Regions from separate parts of the Homo sapiens genome. Here region 1 is linked to region 2. A link is a loop called in an ENCODE intact Hi-C map of the cell type or tissue named here. Cell type or tissue: HCT116. All regions are shown on one strand. Links, peaks and the distances in the headings refer to the core of each region. The heading gives the core; the rest is flanking DNA.

Region 1 (13,069 bases), core at 3,185-11,184, 53 kb after region 2:
TATAAGCCCCAATATATTCAAGTTATTAAATTAACCCAAAAGAAATCAGGAAAAGAAGAGGAGAAAAAAGAAGTAAAAACTACACGCTATTTTCATATACATACCTCTATGTCAAAAAAAAGAAAAGAAAAAAAAGGAAACCAAAACAGAAGATATAAACAGAAAACAAATAGACCTAAATCCAACCTTGTCAAGAATTATATGAAATATAAATGGACTAAACTCTTTAATTTAAAGGTAGAGTTGTTGGAATGGATATAAAAGGAAGCCACAATTATATGTTGCCTAGAAGAGATAAATATTGAAAACAAAGACACAAATAAGTTGAAAGCAAACAGTAAAGCATAAGAAGCCTGGAGGGACTATTTTAATATCAAAGAGTAGATAGACTGTAAGATATAGAGTATTACTGGAGATAATGCAGAACTTCTTTTTTTTTTTTTTTTTAAAGACAGAATCTCACTCTATGACACAGGCTGGAGTGCAGTGGTGTGATCTCAGCTCACTGCAACCTCCACCTCCCGGGTTCAAGCAATTCTCCTGCCTCAGCCTCCCAAGTAGCTGGGATTACAGGTGTGCACCACCAAGCCTGGCTAATTTTTTTGTATTTTAGTAGAGACAGAGTTTCACCATGTTGCCCCCTGGATGGTCTTGAACTCCTGAGCTCAGATAATCCGCCTGCCTCGGCCTCCCAAAGCACTTAGGATTACAGGCGTGAGCCACTGCGCCCAGCCCAGAACATTTTATAAACACGAAAGAGTCAATTCATCAGGAAGACACAACAATCATATGTGTACATACCTAATAATGGAACTTCAAAGTACATTAAGTTATAATGGAAAGAATTTTTAAAAAGAAGGAAGAAAGTTGACAGAGTTGGTGATTTTAACACTCCTCAGTCACAACATCCTCGTTAGCATAACGGTGAGTAAAAGAAAATGAGACACAAATGTACAAAAAAATTCAGTAGAAACAACAGGTAATCTGAACAGACCTATATCCATGCAAGTGATTGAATCAATAACTATACCCTTCCAAAACAGAATGCATCAGGCCCAGATAGGTTCATAGGTGAATTCTACCAGATATTTAAGAAAGAAATTATACCAGTTCTCTCAAATATCTTCTAGAAAATAGAAGTAGAGGGAATACTTCCTAACTCGTTTTGTGAGGCCAGGTTTAGCCTAACAGCAAAAACAGACAAACACTACAAGAAAGAAAAACTACAGGCTGAGCATGATGGATTGCACCTGTAACCCCAGCACTTTGGAAAGCCTAGGGAGGAGAATCACTTGAGCTCAGGAATTCAAGGCCAGCCTGAGCAACATAGCGAGACTCTCTCTACTAAAATTTAAAAAAAAAAAAAAATAGCCAGGTGTGGTGGGAGACTTGCTTGACCCTGTGAAGTCAAGGCTGCAGTGAGTCCTGATCATGCCACTGCCCTCCAGCCTGGGCAACACAGCAAGGCCCTGTCTTAAAAAAACTACAGACTGACATCTCCCATTAGCACAGACACAAAAATCCTCCACAAAATATTTAGCAAATCCAACCAATGTAAAAAGAATTATATACCATAACTGAATGTGATTTATTCCAAGTATACAAAAGGCTAGCTCAACAGTCAATAATCAATTGTCATCTACTACAAAAACAGGCTAAACAAGAAAAATCACATGATCATATCAACAGATGCAGAAAATGCATTTCACAAAATCCAACACTCAATTCATGATAAAACTCTCAGCAAACTAGGAATGGAAAACCTCCTTCACCTTGATAAAAAAAAACCTTGAGCTAACATATTTAATGGTGAGAAAGTATTTATGGTGTATATATATTTATAATAATAAATATATAATATATAAATATATTAATATAAATATATTTTATATTTATGTAAATATATATTTTATATAAATATTTATGTAAATATATTTTATATAAACATTTATGTAAATATACATTTTAAATATTTATGTAAATATACATTTTAAATATTTATGTAAATATACATTTTAAATATTTATGTAAATATATATTTTAAATATTTATGTAAATATATATTTTATGTAAATATTTATGTAAATATACATTTTAAATATTTATGTAAATATATATTTTAAATATTTATGTAAATATATATTTTAAATATTTATGTAAATATATATTTTATGTAAATATTTATGTAAATATACATTTTAAATATTTATGTAAATATATATTTTAAATATTTATGTAAATATATATTTTAAATATTTATGTAAATATATATTTTATATAAACATATAAATTTTTATATATGCATTTATATTTAATGGTGTTCCCACTATGATGAGGCAAAAAGCAAGGATGTCCCCTTTACTACTCCTATTTAACATAGTACTGAAAGTCCTAATTAATGCAATAACAAAAGAAAAGGAAATTTAAAATGTGTAGACTGGGAAGCAGTAAAACTGTCTCTGCTTGCAGATGACCTATTTGTCCATGTAGAAAATGAACTCACGTACACACACCCACACACTCCTCCAGGCCAGGTGCAGTGGTTCATGTCTGGCAATCTCACCCCTCTGGGAGGCAGAGGCAGGAGAATCACTTCAGCCCAGGAGTTCAAGACCCACCTGGGCAACATAGTAGGACATCATGTATACAAAAAAAAATTTTTTAATTAGCTGGACACGGTAGCACATGCCTGCAGTCCTAGCTACTGCAGAGGCTGAGGCAGGAATCCTTGAACCTAGGAGTTCAAGGTTGCAGTGAGCTATGATTGCGCCACTGCACTCCAGCCTAGGTGACAGGGCAATACCCTGTCTCTAAAAAAAAAAATAAATAAAAAATAAAATACATTAATTTCAAAAAAAATTCCAAATGTTATTTCTATTAGCACACCAAAAATTAGGTATAAATCTAACAATATATGTACAAGATCTTTAACAAGAAAGCTATAAAACTCTGACAAAGGAAATCAAAGTAGATCTAAGGAAATATTCCATGTGTATGCATAGGAAGACTCAATACTAACAAGGTATTAGTTCTTCCTAACTTGATCTATAAATTCAATGCAATCCTAATCAAAATCTCTGCAAGTTATTTTGTGGGTATCAAAAAATAAATTCTAAAGTTTATACAGAGGTGAAAAGACTCAGAATAGCTAACACAATATTGAAGAATGTTGAAGGTCTGACACTCCTCAACCTCTTTCAGACACTCTAAAGCTACAGTAGTCAAGACAGTAGGGTATCTGTGAAAGAACAGACAAGTAGACCAATGGAACAGAATAGAGTCCAAAAATAAATCCACACAAATACAGTTAAATGATCTTTTAACAGAGAGCAAAGACAATTCAATAGAAGAGTCTTAAAAAAGAATCTAGACACAGACCTTGCACTCTTCACAAAAATTAACTCAAAATTGATCATGGAATTAAATGTAAAACTGAAAACTATAAAACTTCTAGAAGATAACATGGAAGAAAATCCAGCTGACCTTGCCTTTGGCCTTGACTTTAGATATGACACCAAAAACACAATCCATTAAAAAATTGGTGAGTGGGACTTCATTTAACTTCTGCTCTGCAAAAGACACTATTAAGAATGAAAAGACAGGCTACAGATGGAGAAAAAACATTTGCAAAAGACATATCTGATAAAAGACTGTTACCAAAAGTATACAAAGAACTCCTGAAGCTCAACAGTAAAAAAAGATCCAATTTACAAATGGGCAAAATATCTCATTGAAAATATACAGATGACAAATAAGCATGTGAAAAGATGCTCACCGGGCGCGGTGGCTCACGCCTGTAATCCCAGCACTTTGGGAAGCCGAGGCGGGTGGATCATAAGGTCAAGAGATCGAGACCATCCTGGCCAACATGGTGAAACCCCGTCTCTATTAAAAGTATAAAAAAATTAGCCGGGCATGGTGGTGGGCGCCTGTAGTCCCAGCTACTCGGGAGGCTGAGGCAGAAGAATCGCTTGAACCCGGGAGGTGGAGGTTGCAGTGAGCCGAGATCACGCCATCACACTCCAGCCTGGGCGACAGAGCGAGACGCCATCTCAAGAAATAAATAAATAAATAAATAAAAAATAAATAAAAAGATGCTCAACATCACATAGCATTAGGGAATTATAAATCAAAATGAGATACCAATACATACCTATTAAAATAGTGAAAATCCAAAACCCTGACATCAGAAAATGCTAGAGGATGCGGAACAACCAGAACTCATTCACTGTTGATGGAAATGCAACTGTACAGCTACATTGGGAGACACCATAACAGTCTTATTTTTTATTTACTTTGATAGATGACTGAGAGATAGACAGGCAGGATCTCACTCTTGCCCAGGCTGGAGTGCAGTGGCACATTCGTAACTCCCTGCAGCCTGGAACTCCTGGGCTCAAGTGATTTTCCCACCGTAGCCTCCTGAGGAGCTGAAACTACAGGTGCGCACCACCACACCCACTAATTTTTTAAATTTTTTGTAGCGATGGGTCTCACTGTGTTGCTCAGGCTCATCTTGAACTCCTGGCTTCAATCTTCCCACCTCAGTCTCTCCCAAAGTGTTTGCATTACAGGCATGGGCCACTATGTCCAGCCCACTCTGACAGTTTCTTACAAAACTACACATACCTTACCACCTAATCCAGAAATCATGGATCATTAATATTTATCCAAATGAGTTGGAAACTTTTATCTACACAAAAACCTGCACACTAAAGTTTATAGAAGCTTAATTTTAACTACCAAAACATGAATGCAACCAAGATGTCTTTCAACAGGTGAATGGATAAGCAAATTGTAGTACATCCATACAATGAAATGTTCGGCAAGAAAAAGAAATGAGCTGGGTGGGCACTGTGGCCCAGGCCTGTAATCCCAGCACTTTGTGAGAGCAAGGTAAGAGGATTGCTTGACCCTGGGAGTTTGAGACCAGCCTGGGCAACACAGGGAGATCCCATCTGTATAAAAAATAAATATTTTTTAAAAGGGAAAAGAAATGAACTATCAAGCTGCAAAAAGATATGGAACACCTTATATGTATATTGCTAACTGAAACAACTAATCTGAAAAGGCTATATATGATTCCAACTACATAACATCCTGGAAATGCCAAACTACAGAGAGTAAAAAGACCACTGGTTGCCAGAGGCTAGGAGAGATGGAGCACTCCAATGAACAGATGGAGCACTCCAATCAACAGATGGGGCCCAGGGGATTTTCAGAGCAGTTAAACTATTTTGTATATTATAATGGTGTACACAGGACAGCAGGACATTATGCATTTGTCAAAACATAGAAACTCTAGGGTTCTACATTTTATAAAAAAGGAAAACAAACCCAGAACTGTACAAAAAATTAATTTTAATATAAACTATGGATTACTCAATAATCTATGGATACTGGTTCATAAATTATAACAAATGTACCACACCAATGCAAAATGTTAATAATAGGGAAGACTGAAGGCAGGAGAGAGGTATGAAGTATGGAATCTCTGTACTATCTGCTCAATTTTTCTGTAAACCTAAAACTGATGTAAAAACTCAAGTCTATTAATTTTTAAAAACAGATGACACAAGCCTAAAGACATGTTATATTTCATTGTATGTGTTAAACTATCATAAAAGTAAAACAAAGAAATCATTCAAAATAAAGCCATAATAACCAATTAACACTGATTTTCATACCTGCTGACACCTATTTTTTGTAAGCTGATCAAAGCTGTGTCTGTCTTTCTACTTTGTTAACAGGCGGTTTTTTGGTTGGTTCTATTATTTGTTTTTAATAGTCAACTAGAGCAAAAAGAAGCAATTCAAACATCAGTGTGGGGTTTGGTGAAGAGAAGTTGGTTAATGGATACAAAAATACAGTTAGAAGGAATAAATTCTGGTATTCAACAGTATAGTAGGAAAATTATAGTTAACAGTAATTTATTGTTTATTTCAAAACAGTTGGAAGAACTGTAATGTACCCAACACAAAAACAGGATAAATGGTTGAGGTGATGGATATTGCAATTACCTGACGTGATCATTATACATTGTATATGCATATCAAAATATCACATGTACCACCTAAATATGTACAACTATATCAATTAAAAATACAAAACGCCCCTGACCTTGGTCATTTAACAAGTATTAATACATGATTTACATACTTAACTAGTCAAGAAAGAACGATATTTGTGGACTGCTCACTCTGTGCCCAGCATTGATTTATCCAACAAATATTTCTGTGATTCTACCACTAGGTAGACATTCTACCAGACACTAGGGACACAATGGTGAACCAAACAGACATCGTCTCTGCTTCTAAAGAGCTTACTTAATCTGTAGAGACATTAATCAAACTCCCAAACAAATTTAAAACTGAACGCCTCTGTGAATGAGAGGCAAATACCTTGCAAATAAGACTACACACATGGACAGAGGACAGGCCACATGGGATTTTGCTTGTGATGAAAGCTAAGAAAAGTTGGCCAGGCACGGTGGCTCACACCTATAATCCCAGCACTTTGGGAGGCCAAGTTGGGTGGATCACCTGAGGTCAGGAGTTCGAGACCAGCATGGCCAACATGGTGAAACCCTGTCTCTACTAAAAATACAGTACTAGCCGAGTGTGGTGGCGCATATGCCAGTAATCCCAGCTACTCGGGAGGCTGAAGCAGAAGAATCACTTGAACCTGGGAGGCGGAGGTTGCAGTGAGCCGAGATCGTGCCACTGCACTCCAGCCTGGACAAGAGTGAAATTCTGCCTCAAAAAAAAAAAAAAAAAAAAGAATCATCACAGATGAGCAATCTGGGTGGGAAACAGTGGGTGAGGCCGTGTCATCATGCTCCCTGAGAAAGTTCATAGGAGGGAGTGGGACATCACACTGAGTCCATAAATGCAGCACATTCTAATAAGCAGTAAGCCCATCTACAGAGTGGGGGAAAAAGAACATTGCATGTGGTCAATCCGTCCTGTTTAATCTTTAGTCTACAGAGTTCAATTCAACTAACTAAATGGCCATATCAAAGTGACGGTACCTTGCTACTCAAAGTATGGTCTGGGACCAGCAACATTGGTGTCACCTAGGAACTTGTTACAAATGAAACCAGAACCTCACCTTTAGATCTGCAGAATGGGACTCTGAATTGTAGTTAAGACTGCCAAGTGATAAGTGTATACATTAAACTTTGAGAAGCACTGCTTTAATAAATATCTTAATATCCCCATATTAACCATCAGTTAGTGAGGCAAGTATCTCTGAAGTTATATAAATTATGTAGTCAATTTACTTATCTATAAAATTAAAACATATAACATTTTTCTTGAATCTAAAACAGTTTTTTGGCCGGGTGCAGTAGCTCACGCCTGTAATCCCAGCACTTTGGGAGGCCAAGGCGGGCGGATCACGAGGTCAGGAGATCAAGACCATCCTGGCTAACAAGGTGAAACCTGTCTCTACTGAAAATACAAAAAATTAGCCAGGCATGGTGGCGGGCGCCTGTAGTCCCAGCTACTCAGGAGGCTGAGGCAGGAGAATGAATGGCATGAACCTGGGAGGCAGGGCTTATAGTAAGCCAAGATCGTGCCACTCACTCCAGCGTGGGTGACAGTGATAGCGCAAGACTCTGCCTCAAAAAATTACATAAATAAATAAAATAAAATAAAATAACTTTTCCCACTCTTTCTCTCACTGCATTTACTGTCATTCTATGTTAGATTAATGACTACTATTTAAACTAAAATTGAGCCAAAACTCATTTCTTATGGTTCAGTTCCTCTACTGAAGCATTTTTAGTTATTCTAAGAAAAAACACTGTTATTACTGAATCACAGAATGATCTTCAGCGTTAGAAGGCAGGCACAGAGTGACAAAATCAGCCTAGTTTCTCTCCAGCATTGGCCAGGGTCTTATCTCCAGTGCATGGGTCATTCAACAAAGTTGGCCTTAATGCAATGGCCATTAAAATTATATTAACTCTTTTCATTCTGATGAAATATTATTTGCTTTTAAAAATCATGATTTATGCCAGGCGCAGTGGCTCACACCTGTAATTCCAGCACTTTGGCAGGCTTTACCTCCTACAGTGAGGTAGGAGGATCACTTGAGCTCAGGAGTTCAAGACCAGCCTGGGCAACATAGTGAGACCATGTCTCTACAAAAAAAAAAAATTAAAAATTATGGCCAGGTGAAGTGGCTCACACCTGTAATTCCAGCCCTCTGGGAGGCTGAGGTCAGCGGATTGCTTAAGCCCAGGAGTTCGAAACCAGCCTGGGTAACACAGTAAAACCCCACCTCTACTAAAAACACAAAAAATTAGCCAGGTGTGGTGGCACACAGCTGTAGTCCCAGCTACTCAGGAGGTTGAGGTGAAAGAATCACCTGAGCCCGGGAGGGCCAGGCTGCAGTGAGCCAAGATCACATCACTGTACTCTACCCTGGGCAACCAGAGTGAGACCCTATCTTTAAAAAAAAACAAAAAGGCCAAGCACAGTGACTCGCGCCTGTAATCCCAGCACTTTGGGAGGCTGAGGCAGGCAGATCACCAGAGGTCAGGAGTTTGAGACCAGCCTGGCCAACATGGTGAAACCCCGTCTCTACTAATTAGCTGGGTGTGGTGGCAGGCGCCTGTAATCCCAGCTACTCTGGAGGCTGAGGCAGGAGAATTGCTTGCACCTGGGAGGCGGAGACTGCAGTGAGCCGAGATCGTACCACTGCACTCCAGCCTGGGCGACAAGAGTGAAACTCTGTTTCAAAAAAAAAAAAAGACGGACATGGTGGCACACATCAGGATGCCAAAGCAGGAGGCTGATGCTGTAGTAAGCCATGATTGCACCGGTGTACTCCAGCCTAGACAAAAAGGCAAGACTCTATAAAAAAAAATTTTAGTGGCCACAGGCGGTGGCTCACACCTACAATCCCAGCACTTTGGAACACCTTGAGGTCAGGAGTTCAAGACCAGCCTGGGCCACATGGTGAAAACCCTGTCTCCACAAAAAAGTGAAAAATCAGCCAGGCGTAGTGGCGCACACCTGTTGACCCAGCTAGTCAGGAAGTTGAGGCTGCAGGATCACTTGAGCCCGGGAGATGGAGGTTGCAGTGAGTTGAGATCACGCTACTGCACACTAGCCTGGGTGACAGAGCACATCCTGCCTGAAAAGAAAAAAAAAATCAAAAAACCTGTTTGTAACAAAGACCGTGCATATTCAAGGATACTTGGGTCTGAGTCTTCTCGGCAGCTGTCCTTACTTTGGCCCAAGTAAACTCTTCAAATATATTTTGTGCCTCAGCCTCTTCCTTTTAGGTCAAAGGCAATAATTCCCTTCTTCCAAGAATATGTACATACAAAGAAGCCCTTTATCTTATACTTCGCTTGAAAACTAACACTTTCTTCGAGATAATGGTTTTCTACCAGGTTTCAGGAATAGCAAAAGTGTTAAAAGAATGAGGGGAAAAAAATGGTGCCAACATCTTTCAATAGTAAAATCCCCCTGAGTCATTTACAAGTGATCAAATGCCACAATTCAACAGTAAGCGAACCCTCAAACACTAGGCTTCTTTGGGCTCTTCTTACAGGGTCAATAAAGTAAATGTAATACAAAGTTTAGATACTATTTTCTGCCAACACAAAAACATCAAGTCATTATATGATTATTAATTAAGTCACAATACCACTGTACACAAATATGTACAATAACTGAGGACAGAATATCAGTTACTCTATCCAAACATTAACATTTTTATCTATTATTTCCACCATGCTTTTTGTCCTCAGACAGAATAGTACTTTACAAAGCTATTATGCAGCACCTAAACTTAATACTCTTGCAGAGAAGCCCAAGCCATCTCACCTAACACTGCTAATTTATTAATCTGCCTTCTTTCCTATAAAGTTTCATGTTTTTCCAATACTAGACTACCTTAAAAACAATTTTAATTTCAATTGGTCAAACTATTTTAATCTAAGTATTGGCAAATAATCTTAAAATACAGGGAATGCATTTTATAACTTCATTTCAAAAGATACAATTTACTAAGCATTAGACTTTCGTGTAAACCGTTTCCTATAATTCATGATAAAAGAATTCAACAGGTGAAAAAATAATCACTAACTTGATATAATTATAAAACTTAATTTTTGATTTTGCTAACTAAAAACTGACAAAGTCCAGGGAATAAATAAACTGAGCTATGGGCATTTGCAGGTTATAAACTGCAAAATGTGTAAGGTACTATAAATAATGCATATAAAAGACTAAAAGGAATTATAAAGAAAGTCGAATTATTTAGGATTAAGGATATTTGAGATGAAGAGGGAAGGCCTTAATTTAAAATGCAGCAGATGCACCTAAAATGTGAAAGATGCATTTTGCTAAATTTGAGAAGATTCACTGAGAGCCACACTGAATAAGAACGCAGATGGATCTGAATGAGAATACAACCACAAAGGGTTTCAGAAGTGCTGAAGCTCAACCAGCACAACATAAAAACGGCCACAGCAGGATTCAGCAGAAAGGAAGGACAAAGAGCAGGGGCCTGGAAAGTAAAGCTTTGATAATTTCTGCTTCAAAATCTGACATATCTCTTGTAGGATTTTAGAAAATGATTTTGCTCTATTGATTCACTTAAGAAACATGAAGCAGAGGTTGGGCATGGTGGCTCACGCCTGTAATCCCAGCACTTTGGGAGGCCTAGACGGGCAGATCACTTGAGGCCAGGAGTTTGACAGCAGCTTGGCCAACATGGTGAAACCCTGTCTCTACTAAAAATACAAAAATTAGCCGGGCATGGTAGTGCACGCCTGTAATCCCAGCAGGGTTATTTGCCAAAGTTAAGGAAATATGCCCGGGAGACAGGTCTACGCCTTTCTCTGAAGATAATTTTGAGGGCTCCAAATTTAAAGGGGAAAGGGCAGGTTACTGAGAAGTACACAATTTTCATGTAAGGGGGGTTAGGGAAAATAGTAATTCACGCCTTTGTCTGGCCCAGTGAATCTGCACTTTATTTTTTTAGAGACAGCCTCTCGCTTTTTCACCCATGCTGGAGTACAGTGGCTCCATCATGGCTCATTATAACCTCAACCTCCAGGGCTTAAGTGATCTTCCTGTCTCAGCCTCCTGAGTAGCTGGGACTACAGTCACGTGCCACTATGCCTGGCTAATTTTTTGATTATTATTATTATTATTATTTGTAGAGACGGCACTTTTACATAAGATAACCCAAACAAAATGGGGCAGGAGAACAATCAGATATGCATTTGTCTGGTGGGCAGGGGGGTGACTGCACCTGTAAGGATATGCTATCAATTTACATTGCCATGGTAAAATTTTAGCAGAAAAACCTCAGGGTAAAGATCTTGGAGCTCACTATGAATTTGCTTGTGGGCAAAATATGGCGGAAGCATGTAGCTTTTCATCTTGTAGCCATCTTATTTAGGAACCAAAAGGGACAGGTTTGTGTGACCCAGTTCCCAGCTTAACTTTTCCCTTTGGCTTAATGAGTTTGGGGTCCCTAGATTTATTTTCCTTTCACAAAATCTATAAGTAATATCTTTACCATTAATTATTAAAACATGCAAATAATTACTGTGAAAGGGAGTGACTTAGGATACTTGGATGGAAGGAACCTACCCCAGCAATGATACTGCATCTGTGGCCCTGGGAACTGCCTTTAGGTCCATTTGGTCTGTTTCCCCTACTGAGAAATAAGGACCAGTGCCATACATTTCCACATTTACACTGCCCATCTCTGTTCTTGCTTTGTAAAACTACTGAATTATTTTTATATTATTCCTGCTAATTATTACTTGTTAATACTAAAATCTGAGAAAAAAAAAGACTCAAGGGACATGAAATCAAAAAAGAAAAAAAAAATCTGGGGCCAGGTGTGGTCGCTCATGCCTGCAATCCCAGCACTTTGGGAGGCCAAGGTGGGTGGATCACTTGAGCTCAAGGGTTTGAGACCAGCCTGGGCAACATGGCAAAACCCCGTCTCTACAAAAAAAAAAAAAACCCACAAAAATCAGCTGGGTATGGTGGTTCATGCCCATATTCCCAGCTACTCAGGAGGCTGACGTGGGAGGATCGCTTGCTCCCAGGAGGTTGAGGCTGCAGTGAGGCAAGATCAAGCCACTCATGGCAGTGGCGGGCCATCTAGACTGGCTGCTGCCATCACATCAGTTGCAGTGGGGAGGCATAAGCGGTGGTGGCAAGAGCAGCTGTGGGAGCGGCAGTGGTGGCAGTGGGTTTCCTGTGCCCCATGTCCTGGAGGCACCTGACTGAACCACCCCCACCATCACAGGGCCAGGCAGGAACCACTCCCAGGCCTGGAGTCTCCGCCACAGCCTCAACCTTGCTTCCTACCGCATCCCAAGGGTCTGTGAGCACCTGGCTGAAGGGTACAGCTAGGACTTGTGAGGCCAGCCCTGGGTGCGTCAGGTTCATTTGTGTGGCGCTGGCCAGGGCTGCCATGCCACCTGTACCTCGACCACTGTCCTGGGAGACACTGCAATGGGGCCAGGCTGAGTTGCCTGCCAGCAGGGTAGCAGTACAGTCGGGCACTGAGGGGCAGGCAGAGAGGGGCCCTGAGGCAGAGGTGGGCCCAGGATGTGCATATGCCATGCTCCATGGAGCCAGTGGGAGCCAGGGGCATGCAGGATTCCCACCCTCCCAGGGGTGGCTACAGCTGCCCAAGCTACAGCTGCAGATCCAGGCATCTCTGCACTCTCCGGGGCCTGGGAAGGCCCCACCTTGCCCCTGCAGGCTCGGAGGTGTCTGCTCCCACTGCCTGGACTTTCCTCAATATCAGCGCCTGTTCCACTCACAAGGCAAAGTTGAGGCCAACCCTAGGTCTGTCACAACCTGGCTGGGTGTGCACAGGCTCGGGGGCAGTGCTGACACACCAGCCCCTGCCACTTCAGCCTGCTGCGGACTTTGGGCACCAATGAGCACAGAAGAGAGGCCAAGGGGGTGCTGAGGGCAGCTCAGCGCTGGCCCACAGACACTCCTTGGCACAAACAGCCTGGGCACCATAAATGGCAGCAGGAGGCAGACAAGCTCCTGGGCAGGAGTGGGTGAGT
Region 2 (13,069 bases), core at 2,208-10,207:
CAAACTCAGTAAGCCTATATAATACAAGCAAAACCATTCTTCATCTTTTAAAAAATCCTCTTTAGCCAGGCATTCCTCATACTGCTGTAATATACACAATGATTTTAAATAATTAAAAATACCTTTCCTACACATGCTACATTGGTTATAATTTTGGTTGCATTAGGAGCCATTTGAAATTGACAGTCAAGTGGGCAGTAACATTAATCTCAAAATGTCCCAAACTCATTTACTTGTTTTACCTATTTTAAATGCATTGCAGTTGAGACTAGATTGGAAATTAACTTCTAAATTGACTCAGCATAAGCAAACAGCGGTTTGTGGATACAGAAATCATATATTAACAGAAATGTGTCCAATATTTTGAAGCACATAAAAAGTACGGGCGAGTTTGGAACTGGAAATGTGAGCATCTACAAGTACCATCATAACTAAATATACACATATTTAGTATCAAGGCCGAAGATCCTGATTTTATTAGAGGCAAGAAGAAAAAAGGACATTTAACCAGGCTTACATAATTTTTGTTGGGTTCTGAAGCTACTTTAAAATTAACAGGTGGGTTCCACTGGTAATGTCATCTTGATGGACAAGTAGACCCTAGTTATTTGAAATTTTATTATTATTTGTGAGTAACTCCAAAGGTTTTTGACCTGCAATCATTTGAAATTTTGTAGAAGTAGGAACCTGCACCTTAAGGCAAGGAAATGGGTGTGTTGGAAAGTTATTTACAAGAGGATGGGCATAGCTGGCTGCCAACAATACTCTGCTTTAACCTCCTTCTTTTCCAAGTGTGAGGTGACTCTCATGGAGAACTGTAACAGGATGGGTTGAGAGACTTGTAGATGTATCCATGAGGCTGAGTGGAGTTCTACACACCCTCCACCCTCCACTCTTTGCTAGAGACTTATGATTACAGCACACTCTGGAAGACAGACCACAGGACATATGTATAAAATGAGCCTATTTTATAATGAAATCCCAAAAGTAAAAGAGTAGCAAATTCCCTCTCAAGATATGAATGTTCCAGGGTTTCTGGTTAATTTAACATTAGATCCGTCCGTATTTTTCTGAATTTGAATAAATGAAAAAAAGTGAACCAGCACCCAAAGAACTGGATATATGAAATGTTGACACATGGGTACGTAAAAACTGGATAGCATAAAATTGATACATGATTTTGTAAAGGTTTGCAAATTTGCTTTAACTTTTTCAAATATATTCATATAACCAATCACTCTTTGGGTTAAGAAATACGCTTTAATATTTTACCAAGGGCAAATAGGACACTATCACCACCCCCATGCTGTTGAAGCTTCCATATTACATCTGTATTTCTAATCTTCCCAGATAAGATGTGGGAATAGTGTGGGAACTAAAACCAATGTATTATGAAGATGCTGCAGAGAAGCTCCTAGTCTCATCAATAAACGTATTACTAACATTTAAATAAATAAAAGATTTTGTCAGGCTGGGCACAGAGGCTCACGCCTATAATCCTAGCACTTTAGCAGGCCGAGGCTGGCAGATTGCTTGAGTCCAGGAGTTCAAGACCAGCGTGGGCAACATGGCAAAACCCTGTCTCTATAAAAAATATAAAAATTAGCTGGGGCATGGTGGCATGTGCCTGTTTTGTTTTGAAATAATAAAAAAAGTTGTTGTCTTACATAACCTGTTGCCAGAAAATTTTCTCCCTAATTATTTTCAAGAAAACACTTTAAAATAACAAAGGTGTGAGCATTTCTTTTTTTCTCTAGGAATACCAATTCATATACACTGGGCTTTTGCTCCAGTACTGCTTTCTGGGTTTAGGCCAGATAATTGTCTTAAAAGAAATAAAGTGATTTTTGGTATTTTAGTTCTTAACTCCCTCCACAGAAAGGCCAAGATCTGTCTTATGCAGAATTATATGTACAGGGTACTGCACACTGAGTCCAATGATCTACATGTATTCAAGCCCACAACAATCCTGCTGAAAATCTGGAACATATAAATGTGTCCTTCAGGACTCCATCACAGCCAAAATCAGCACCTAAAGCTGTGTATAAGTTTAAAATTTTAGTGACTATAACAAAGGCATTCTCCCAAAATTCCATTCAGTGCATGTGAAGATGGTGAAATGCCAGCCACGGAGACTTGTCTCTACTTTCTATCTTTGTAGAGCACATGCTTTTCACTGTGGAGCATAAAAATAAAAACTTAAAATGGTAATTTGTGAAAAGAGTTAAGATCTGCATCCCTATGATTGAATCTTGATTTTTGATTCTCAATAGGAAAGTCATGTCAGTCATAGCAATCAAGCAATAATTCAAACAAAATAAAAATAATTTGAAATATTATCAAAGTACTGCCTTCCATAAACAAGGATGCACATAAAATTCAAACTATTATAAATTCAAGAAATATGAAGAGTGATTTAAAAGCACGGAAACTTCAAAACCTTACAAAGTATAAGACTCCTAAAAATATGCCATGTTAAATGTATCATGTTGTGAACATATTAATAGATGTATCTCCATAAATGCAGCTTTTCAGATGTTGCTGAACATCTTTATGAAAAATCCTTTGGAAATGAGTAATGCGGACATTTTAGGTGTATTTCCATTTGATTTTAATGCCTGACTTACAGCTATCATGATGATAAACTTTCTCAGAGTGTCACAGTATTTAATATAAGCTGATATGGAAGAAGCTATTTTTTCAGATGACTTTTCAGTGCATTGAAAGATGGTTCTCAAAGCAGTCCCAATACAGCTCACAGTAGATCTCTGTCAACCCAGTGTTCTTCCAACTTACAGCAAGCCCTAGCTTAACTGGCCATTACAAGGATGTAAATATGTGGATGGAAGGAGAATGTGCTTAAAAAACAGAAATCTCCAGAAGGCCTTTTCTTCATTGCAGTCAGGAACATTGCACATGTAAAATTCATGTTAACCATCATCTATTGGAACGACTGGAAAGTGATAACCTGCCAATTGTGCTTCCTTTCTTCACACCACTGAACCAATGAACTTTGGATCTAATGTTATCCAACTGAGGAACCAAGTGCTTAAACTGTCATTTTCCAAAAGAATCAGAACCAATCTTGAATGATATTTTTCTTCTGTTATGTCACCTGTTTACAAACAAAATAATACAGACCATTAAAAAAAAGACCCTTTAAAGATACAGTGTATTTACGTTCCCTCAAAAAGTGTAAAAAAGACATTTTTTACAAAAGGCCATGACTGTATTCTTAAAGCAGTAAAAATGAAAACAAAATAATCTAAATACAGATTTTGATCACTTTTAAAAGACTATTAGATTTTCATTTTTATTATTTTTACTCTAACACTGTATGAAAACTATATACTAAAAAGGTAAATTCAGTCTAAACTATTTGCCCCATAAACTGCTACTAGAGTAAGAACAACTAAATGGTGTCTTCAAAATGCAGTAGAAACTGTTTTTGTTAGACTAACATTTAGAGGACAGGATTAATACCAATCTTTAAATGGATACTTCACCCGGGCATTTTATTGAAAAGTGTTGTGCTTAAGATCTATGGGGCGTACCCAAAGCACAGGAGCATTTATATAAAAGACATACTCTTCAGATAAAAGCTGACAGGAACATGAATAAAGTACCAACTTAATACAGTTCTGCATTTTCTAATACTGTAGCTACATGTGGCTAATGAGCACTTGATATGTGTCTAGTGTGACTGATCTAGTTTGATTTAAATCCAGTTTGATTTAAAAATCTAAAACAGTAAGTACTATTTTTCCATTAAATACAATTTTGCTGTTTTGGTAGGACATTTCTCATTAAGTATCAGATCCTTAGCATTCAAACTGAGATGTGCTACTAGTATATATAAAACATACACTGAATTTTGAAGACTTAGTGTGAAAAAAAGAAATAGAAAGCAATGTCCTTAGTTTTTAATGTTGATTATGTGTTGAAGGATACTACTTTGGCTACATTGTGTCAAATAAAATATTACAAACATCAGTTTCACATGTTCCTTTTCATTTTTGATGTGACTATTGGACATTTTAAAATTACATGTCTCAAACTATATTTCCTTTGAACTACATTGCTATAGTTACTTTAGAAGACTCCTACAGGGGCCTAGCACAGTGGCTCACGCCTGTAATCCCAGCACTTTGGGAGGCTGAGGAGGGTGGATCAGTTGAGGTCAGGAGTTCGAGACCAGTCTGGCCAACATGGTGAAACCCCTCTCTACTAAAACTTCAAAAAAATTAGCTGGGCATGGTGGTGCGCCTGTAATCCCAGATTGAACCCGGGAGATGGAGATTGCAGCGAGCCAAATACGGCGCCACTGCACTCCAGCCTGGCTGACACAGTGAGACTCCATCTCAAAAAAAAAAAAAAGACTCTCACAGGAAACAAACTAGAAGCTTATTTATTTATTGAGACAGATTTCCTCCTGCCTCAGCCTCCCAAGTAGCTGGGACTACAGGTGTGAGCCACCACGCCCAGCTACTTTTTGTATTTTTAGTGGAGATGTGTTTCGTCATGTTGCCCAGGCTAGTCTTGAATTCCTGGGCTCAAGTGATCCACCCACCCCCAGCCTCCTGAAGTACTGCAGAATTACAGGCCTGAAACTTAAAGTTCACACTCAGCCTGAAACTTATTTTAAACCTCTATGTAATTACATACATTTTAAGAAATTTCCTTGAGCATGACTATGGCTATCTCTGGAAAGAGAAGAGTTTCAGAGGGGAACGAACAAGGCAGAACAAGGGACCTTCATTACCTACTTTATGAATATTCAAGAAATTAGCTCTTAAAAGTATATAAGTACATTAATGACAAAATCTATAATCAAGAAATCTGGCCAGGCACAGTGGCTCACACCTGTAATCCCAGCACTTAGGGAGGCAGAAGCAGGTGGATCACCTGAGATCAGGAGTTTGAGACCAGCCTGGCCAACATGGTGAAACCCCATCTCTACAAAAATACAAAAATTAGCTGGGAGTGGTAACACACGCCTATAATCCCAGCTACTCCGGAGGCTGAGGCAGGAGAATCTCTTGAATCACGAGGCACAGGTTGCAGTGAGTCAAGATCACACCACTGCACTCCAGCTTGGGCAACAAGAGTGAAACTCAGTCTTGAAGAAAAGAAAAAAAGAGAGAGAGAAAAAAAAAAGGAATCTAATAAATTAATGGGAAATACAAATTGCGGTAAAGCCTTCTTAGCCATTTGTAGATAAAAAGTTCACAGCCTTTTAGTCTCCATGATCACAAAGTAGTGATACACAGCTACTTCATCACTGCCTAATCAGTCCATACTAGTCTATGGTTTGCTTCTGGGTTAGCACACATTTAGTAAAGGGAGACTGCAAACTTCCAAGCTCATATATTTTCTAAGTGTTTCACTGTTTCTCTCTCAACATTGTACCACATATTCCAGCCATCAGCCGTCTCCCACACCCCCGAAAAAAGTTTTAAGCAATTTTCAAAGTGTATACACCATGCACCATGTTAACATCTGATACTAAGGCTAAATTAGTAGCCAGAAGCTATGAGTAACATCCCAGCCACTTGAGTATACAAAATGCTGATGCAATGTCTAGGGTTAGGCAGGATATGGTGGGATGGGAGGAGACAGACAAGGATAGGCTGACTTGAGCAGCTGCTGGTGTGCTGTGAATGGGCCACTGTGGACCATCTGTAATGAAAGAGCTAAACACACATTTATGTGAAGGTCCAGCTGTGGAATTAGTCAGTGCAAAGATGGTAGTTTTAGGCACAAGCTTAAGCAGCTTCCTGAGAAGCTACAGCAGAAGGAAACAACACATGGTAGTAAGAACTGTAAAGTGGGAGACAACCTACAAATATCCACTATGGAAAAGATTCCCAGTTAGACATACCTGAGAGTCTAGACATTCACAAACTGATATGCATCCCTCTCTCTCTCTCTCTCTCTCTCTCTCTCTCTCTCTCTCTCTATATATATATATATATATATTCCTTTACAAAGCATAGTGGACATATGTACAAGCAAAAATAACTCGAAGTTACTTTGGGATCCAAAAACATAAGTCATACAAAGTGACTGTTACATGTAACTGTATACATAATAGGAAAAAAAGCAGGATAATGCTACTACTGAATGTTGGCTGAATCATGGTGAATGTAATATTACCCTTTTTAAGTTATTGATTGATGCAGATGCTGGTGGAGAGGTACTACAGGAATATTTACCTAATGAACCCATACCCAAAGGAACAGGTGAAACTGCTTTCAGTAATATTTTACCTAATGTAACTAATAGAATCTTTCAATATGTAATCAGTTGTTTAAAAACTGACATACATTACATTTTTATATTATGTCTTCAAAATCTAGATGTGTACTTGCATATACATTAGATCTACTCAGAATTCTTTTTTTTGGGCCAGGCATGGTGGCTCACACCTGTAATCCCAGCACTTTGGGAGGCTGAGGTGGGTAGATCATTTGAGGTCAGGAGTTCGAGACCAGCCTGGCCAAGATGGTGAAACCCTATCTCTACTAAAAATACAAAAAAAAAAAAGAAAAAAGAGCCGGGCATCATGGCAGTCGCCTGTAATCCCAGCTACTCAGGAGGCTGAGGCACGAGATTCACTTGAACCCACGAGGTGGAGCTTGCAGCGAGCCGAGATCATGTCACTGCACTCCACCCTGGGTGAGAGAGTGAAACCCTGTCAAAAAAAGATTTTTTTTCTTTGTTGTTCTACTCAGAATTCTTAAGTCAAGGACAGAATGTCCATTTTTAATAAGCTCCCCAAGTTAATTCTTATGATCAAACATGTTTTAAGAATTATTATGCTAATCGGGGCAACCATAAGGAGACCCTGTCTCTACAAAGAAATTAAAAAATTAGCCCGGCATGGTGGCATGTGTCTGGAGTCCCAGCTACTTGGGATGCTTGATCCCAGAAGGTTGAGGCTGCAGTGAGCCATGAACGTGCCACTGCACTCCAGCCTGAGCAACAGAGGGAGACTCTGTCTCTAAAATAAAAAAAGAAATTCAACAAAAATAATTCACAGGGCTAACACATGAATTAATTATTCCTTTACTTATTCCCTTCTAGGACTCAAGTCTTCCCTACTTTGGTGAATGTTTGAAGCCTAGAGAAACATATTCCATCAAGAAAGAATAATAATTAATAGAACATGTTTGTATACTCTATAAATTTTATACAAATTACAACATTTCAGTTACCATCATTATAAATTTGATATACTGTTTAATTTATACCATGTTATCTTTAATGTTTCTATATATTTGGTGTAATCTGTGCCATATTACTCTATAATTAGTATATTAAAATGTAGTAGACTATAGCTCTCTATTATATTAGGAGAATGCTACATGTGTAACCAAAGAGAATCTTAATATGTATAGGAGTATTCATTAGATATGTAGATAATTTTTATATATTAATGATACCTGCAAATTTGTCTAGATAATACAGTAACTGTGACAATAAGTAGTTTTTTTTAAGGGTTTAGAAAGTTAAATAATCAGACAATGCAACAATTTTTCCAGAATGATCTTAGAAAACTCCTTTGAGGTCAGCTAACATGACATCAAAATTCAGTGTGCATAACAGTTTGTTACTGAAATACTTTGTCAGAAAAGGCTTTGCATTAAAAAAAAAATTGACGTATTGATTTCTTTTTACAGACGGGGTATTGCTATATTGCCCAGGCCGGATTTGAACGCCTGGGCTCAAGAGATCCTCATGCCTCAACCTCTGAGTAACTGGGACTACAGAAGCGAACCACTGAACCTGGAAAGCCTTTTTTTTTTTTTTTTTTTTTTTTAAGACTGAGTCTCACTCTGTTGCCCAGGGCAGTGGCACGATCTCAGCTCACTGCAACCTCCGCCTCCTGGGTTCAAGTGATTCTCTTGCCTCAGCCTCTCGAGTAGCTGGGATTACAGATGCCCGCCACCACGCCCGGCTAATTTTTATATTTTTAGTAGAGAAGAGGTTTCACCATGTTGGCCAGGCTAGTCTTGAACTCCTGACCTCAAGTGATCTGCCTGCTTCAGCCTCCCAAAGTGCTAGAACTACAGGTGTGAGCCACTGTGCCAGGCCCTTTTCTGTTTTTTTAGGGCAAGAATGAGACTGTCACTTTACTTGCAATTACAGCTGTATAGCAGAAATTTTTAATGAGGAGGACATTTTTAAAAATAGTATTTACATAGCAATAATCATTAAAAAGTTATCTTAAGTTTCTAGAAACTACAGAATTAAGTAAAACCTGAAGTTCATAAATTTGTGATCCATGCTAAAATTGGGTTATAAAACAAACGATATGCCTCAGGCTCAATAAAAAATACCCCAAACCTCATCATCCGATATAAAACCTGTATTACTGAATGCTACTAAAGACAATAAGGCCGTTTACTTGTTAGTTCTCCCAGTCTGTGCAAGGTAAAGCCTCCTCTTCGTCCTCTGACTCTGGGGATGCTTCTTTAATTCTTCTAAGAGCTTCATGGATGCTCCGTGTTAGAGGGTCTGTATCGGGTAGAAGTGTGAAGGATTCTCTCAAAACATCCTTCTGTACCTTCTTCAATTTTACCCCTTTCCTTATTTGTGCCAAGATATTATTACTATCATCTTCATCAGGAAAAGGAGGCAGAGTTCGCTGTTCAACCTTTTTCAGATGAAAACTACCACGCTTCAAGGAGGCTAGCACCTCATCCATGGGTGAGCTCACTTTGGAAAATGAAACAGAACAGTATTACAGTTAGGACTGCACTTAATTAGAATGAAACTGTATAACCTCTACCGTTCGCAACTGTGAAAGCACAGGACGCTGAAACACCATCTTCAAAATGGATCATGAAATGTGTGCAGAAGGTGATCAGAACACAAGGGATCCTAATTATCCTTCTTTTTAGAAAATCCCAAGACCCAATCCATGGTGGGTACTGTTGGTATTCCTATCATTTCCTACATGAGAGAAGTGACCAGATTGGGAACTGGGAGGTGGTCTTAGTAGTATTATGGGTGTGATTCCCAAAGGATTTCCATATTGCAGTTGCTCCACCCAAATTCAGAGTGATGGGGTTACACATTTTGTTTTTAAAAATTAATTTTTGTTTATTATGGAGACTGTGCTTTTTTCATTTAGTTGTTTTACATGTGAAATCCTACTCAGATTACATCAAGAAATGTTTTATAGAATGGTCCTTCAGGTTAAAATGTAATATACAAGTAATATGTAACATTTATATAATGTTCTCCCCATGCAAAATGCAAATTCCTTAAAGGCAAAAGGCAAGGGTTATTCTCTGCTCTTTTTAGAAATAATTTTATTTGTGCTTGAATCTCTCTTAACAAAAAAAATTAGAAAAAAAAATAGTAACCTTATTGAGGCACATCTGTCACATTGTAAGTTGAACAGATTACTCCCTGTTCTTCTTTGCTTCTTTATACAAATACACAAAAGTCCTCAACAAATGTATGAACAAATGTTACATGATCCTGCCAATGTCTTCCCTGTGGTGACAGTCCTTACCAGATATCTTACCCTTTCTGATATGAGTATTTTTTTAAAAATCTCAGGTTTAAAATCAAAACTTTTTCCCTAACACAAAAGGAGCCACCCATTATACATTACCAAACATGAATGTATCACTTTAGAAGATCTGTTTTTAAAACATGCCTAACAGCCCAAGAAGGCATACATTTCTGTGTACTTTATGCACTAAGAATTCTCCTCTAGTGTGACTTTGAAAACCTGTTTACTATCAAATAATGTCAAAAATAAAGTGTTTTAAGCTTTGCAACGTCAAAAAATATAGTTTTTTACTATGCCTGATGTCATACAACAGATGGACCATGAAAATATGTTGACGTACCTCTCCTCCTCTGCAAACCTTCAGCAGTCTTTCTGAGCTTCTTCCGTGCACTGACCAGCTGGCTGCTGTCAAAGAGGTGTGCTGAGGGGGCACTGGCTGACTTTGGGATCCTCTTCTCATTCCCCTCCTTTCTAGGCAGATCTTTCTCCAGTGTCTCTGGGCCACTGTCCTTAGCAACAGGCAGAGGTGGTGGTGGTGGGGGAGGGGGAGGAGGTGGGGGAGGTGGTGGTGTTGGAGGAAGAGGGGATGGGAGTGGATTTATGGTAACAGAACATGGTTCGAGGTTGTTATTCAAAAGTGGAAGAGATATAGTGGGAGGCAGTTCAGAGGTAACACCACTGAGAGGTAATGAGGTGGCTTCAAGTTGTGTTAATGAAGTATCTTCAAGTTGCACAAGGCTCTGGGGTTCTGTTGTCTGTGATGGCCCACGCTTGACTCTTCCTTCTCCCACCTCTTCAGTTTTCTCTTCTACCTGTAACACACTTGGTAAAGAGTCACAATGATCCTCTTGGAGAACAGGACTTGCTGCACCTTTTCTTCTTGCATGAGCTAGTCGTAATCTGGTTGATTTAAGTATGACTTGCCCAGGATACCTCTAAAATACCAGAAGTTATTGGAACTGGTTAAATGTTATTGAAACAATTTATGAGCACATGCCTATTTATTTTCTCCTTCAAATAAAAGATGTTATGTGGCCGGGTGTGGTGGCTCACGCCTGTAATCCCAGCACTTTGGGAGGCCGAGGCGGGTGGATCACCTGAGATCAGGAGTTTGAGACCAGCCTGGCCGACATGGTGAAACCCCGTCACTACTAAAAATACAAAAATTAGCTGGGTGTGGTGGCAGGCACCTGTAGTCCCAGCTACTCAGGAGGCTGAGGCAGGAGAATTGCTTGAACCCGGGAGGCGGAAGTTGCAGTGAGCCGAGATTGTGCCACCGCACTCCAGCCTGAGTGACAGAGTGAGATTCCATCTCAAAAATGTTATGTTGGCTTATTGGTTATTTCACCCTTAAAGTTATACAGAAAATCCGAAAGTACCTAATAATAGCTTACAAACAATTATGAATTTATTATTTGCCTATCAAATCCACGATTGATAATTCAAATATTCAAAATTATGATTAAAAAAAGATTTTTAGTGAATAAAACTACTAAATGTATAAAACAAATAGCATGTAAAATGCAAAACATAAGTGATGTCAAATGTATAAATGCTACTGGTATGCAAAAAGTTTCCTATGTTTTCAAATGCACACACGAGAAAATTAAAATATTCTTTAACAGGTTACTTGGCATTTTTAAAAAGCTCCATCAACTATATATCCATTTTATGACAGAATGAAGAGAGAAATACATTTTTTTCAGTACTTACTGGTAGAACTCTTATATATATTTTACCATGGTAAGACCTTTTGTTTGTTTGTTTGTTTTTGAGACAGGGTCTCACTCTGTTGCCCAGACTGGAGTGCAGTGGTATGATCACAGCTCACTGCAGCCATGACCTCCCTGGCTCAGGTAATCCTCCCACTTCAGCCACCCAAATGGCCGGAACCACAGGCATGTTCCACCATGCCAGGCTAATTTGTATAGAGACAGGGTTTCGCCATGTTACCCAGGCTGGTCTTGAACTCCCCGGCTCAAGCAATCCACCTGCCTCAGCCTCATAAAGTGCTGGGATTACAGGCGTGAGCCACATTTACTTAATAACAAGGCTTTTCCCCTGCCTCACCTCCTTTTTTTCCACTGTAACACTTGTTCAAAAGCCTACTTCACCTACAAAGTGATCCTTCAGCATGCATAACTGAAGTAAGGCTCCAGAGTACTTTAAAAATGAGAACTGTGAGGCTTCAGCACAGTTCTGAGGAGATGTGTGGATACTGTGGTATCAGTGTGTGGTCATGGCTTACCCTGGCAAGAGAACTGCTGAAGCATTTCTCAAATATGCTGCTCCCCTCCACCTCTAATTCTGCCAATGGTCATTTGATGTATTACCACCACAGGCTGATGTATGTGGAATAAATAACATGCTGATGCTTGAGCTGGATAGTCAGTTGTGATTTAACTAATTTTTTAAACTCAAGAGGAATCTAGGTTTCCCAGAGGCCCTTATCATTCCTCTTATACTACTGAAGCTGTGGGTCAAAGGTCACAAGAATACTAAATTCGGAAAACCACCAGAGGAAATGGAGCCATGCCATTAAAACAATTTTAAAAAGGACTTCCATGGTTATAATAGTTTATAAATAAGGGAAAACCAAGTTTTTCCCACAAAGAAATCCTACAGGTGTATATGTAGCTCTGTTAAAAAAAAAAAAAAAAGAAAAACAATAAATGGACCATTACTTTTAATACCTGTTTAAATGTTCGAAGTCTATCCAGTGTTCTCTGTCTCTCTTGGCTAACCCAGGCACTTTTTCTTTCTTCTTCATCATGTAATTTTTCTCTCTTCTGGTAAAAAATTAATAATAATTCCATTATGCTGTGTCCCAATTTTTATCATTAATAGGAAAAAAGATGAGAAGTTATCCTAATGTGGGCCAAAGGGGATGATTCACTGAACAAAATTTTTTTTTGTTCATGAAACATGAAATATTTTTAATACTTCATGAAACATGAAATATGAAAGCATGAAACATGAAATATTTTTAATACACAGTTTTAGTGTAAAATACTTCTAGCTGCTATATTATGCTAACTTAAATGTAGATGACTTTAAAAAATAAAATCAGCAACCAGCCAGACACGGTGGCTCACACCTATAATCCTAGCACTTTGGGAGGCTGAGGCGGGTGGATCACCTCAGGTCAGGGGTTCGAGACCAGCCAGGCCAACATGGTGAAACCCTATCTCTACCCAAAATACAAAAATTAGCCGGTCGTGGTGATGCATGCCTGTAATCCCAGCTACTTGGGAGGCTGAGGCAGGAGAATCGCTTGAACCTGGGAGGCAGAGGTTGCAGTGAGCCGAGATAGTGCCACTGTACTCCAGCCTGGGCAACAGAGTGGGACTCTGTCTCAAAAAAACAAACGAACAAAAGCAATCAAATCAACAACCAATATAACCAGCAGTTAGAAAAATATTTTTCAAGCATTATCCATGAATCATCTGGTTTAGTATCACAGCTTATTTTTGGCAGTTATCTAAACAAACTTTTAATTTTCCCTATAGAGTTGAATCATCTAAAAGCTATATAATAAAA

What was found. Hi-C counts contacts between places; a loop is a spot of excess contacts. Peaks named below come from ENCODE experiments on the same cell type or tissue, not always from the same donor. Only the 100,000 strongest peaks of a DNase experiment are listed, where the experiment ranks them.
Region 1: it touches region 2 in a loop (1.9-fold over the local background); 4 of 110 quality-filtered maps call a loop at or near these places.

Annotation. Positions count from the first base shown.
Region 1 is chr5:79,259,491-79,272,559 of GRCh38, reverse strand. All of the region lies in intron 1 of JMY (junction mediating and regulatory protein, p53 cofactor), which reads right to left. Among named protein-coding and RNA genes, the nearest start is that of JMY, 30 kb to the right of the region's middle. RefSeq lists enhancers at 8,245-8,769, 8,835-9,014, 10,181-10,718, 10,719-11,256, 12,471-13,069. In HCT116, for the core only: no CTCF peak of the experiment used is centred there; no DNase peak of the experiment used is centred there.
Region 2 is chr5:79,311,652-79,324,720 of GRCh38, reverse strand. JMY (junction mediating and regulatory protein, p53 cofactor) reads right to left here. Exons shown (of 11, transcript NM_152405.5): 8 at 12,223-12,318; 9 at 9,870-10,464; 10 at 8,411-8,721; 11 at 1-3,115. The coding sequence ends at 8,414. LOC102724530 (a long non-coding RNA gene) reads left to right here. Exons shown (of 3, transcript XR_001742756.1): 3 at 7,087-7,712. Among named protein-coding and RNA genes, the nearest start is that of JMY, 82 kb to the right of the region's middle. In HCT116, for the core only: no CTCF peak of the experiment used is centred there; a DNase peak (open chromatin) is centred at 5,600.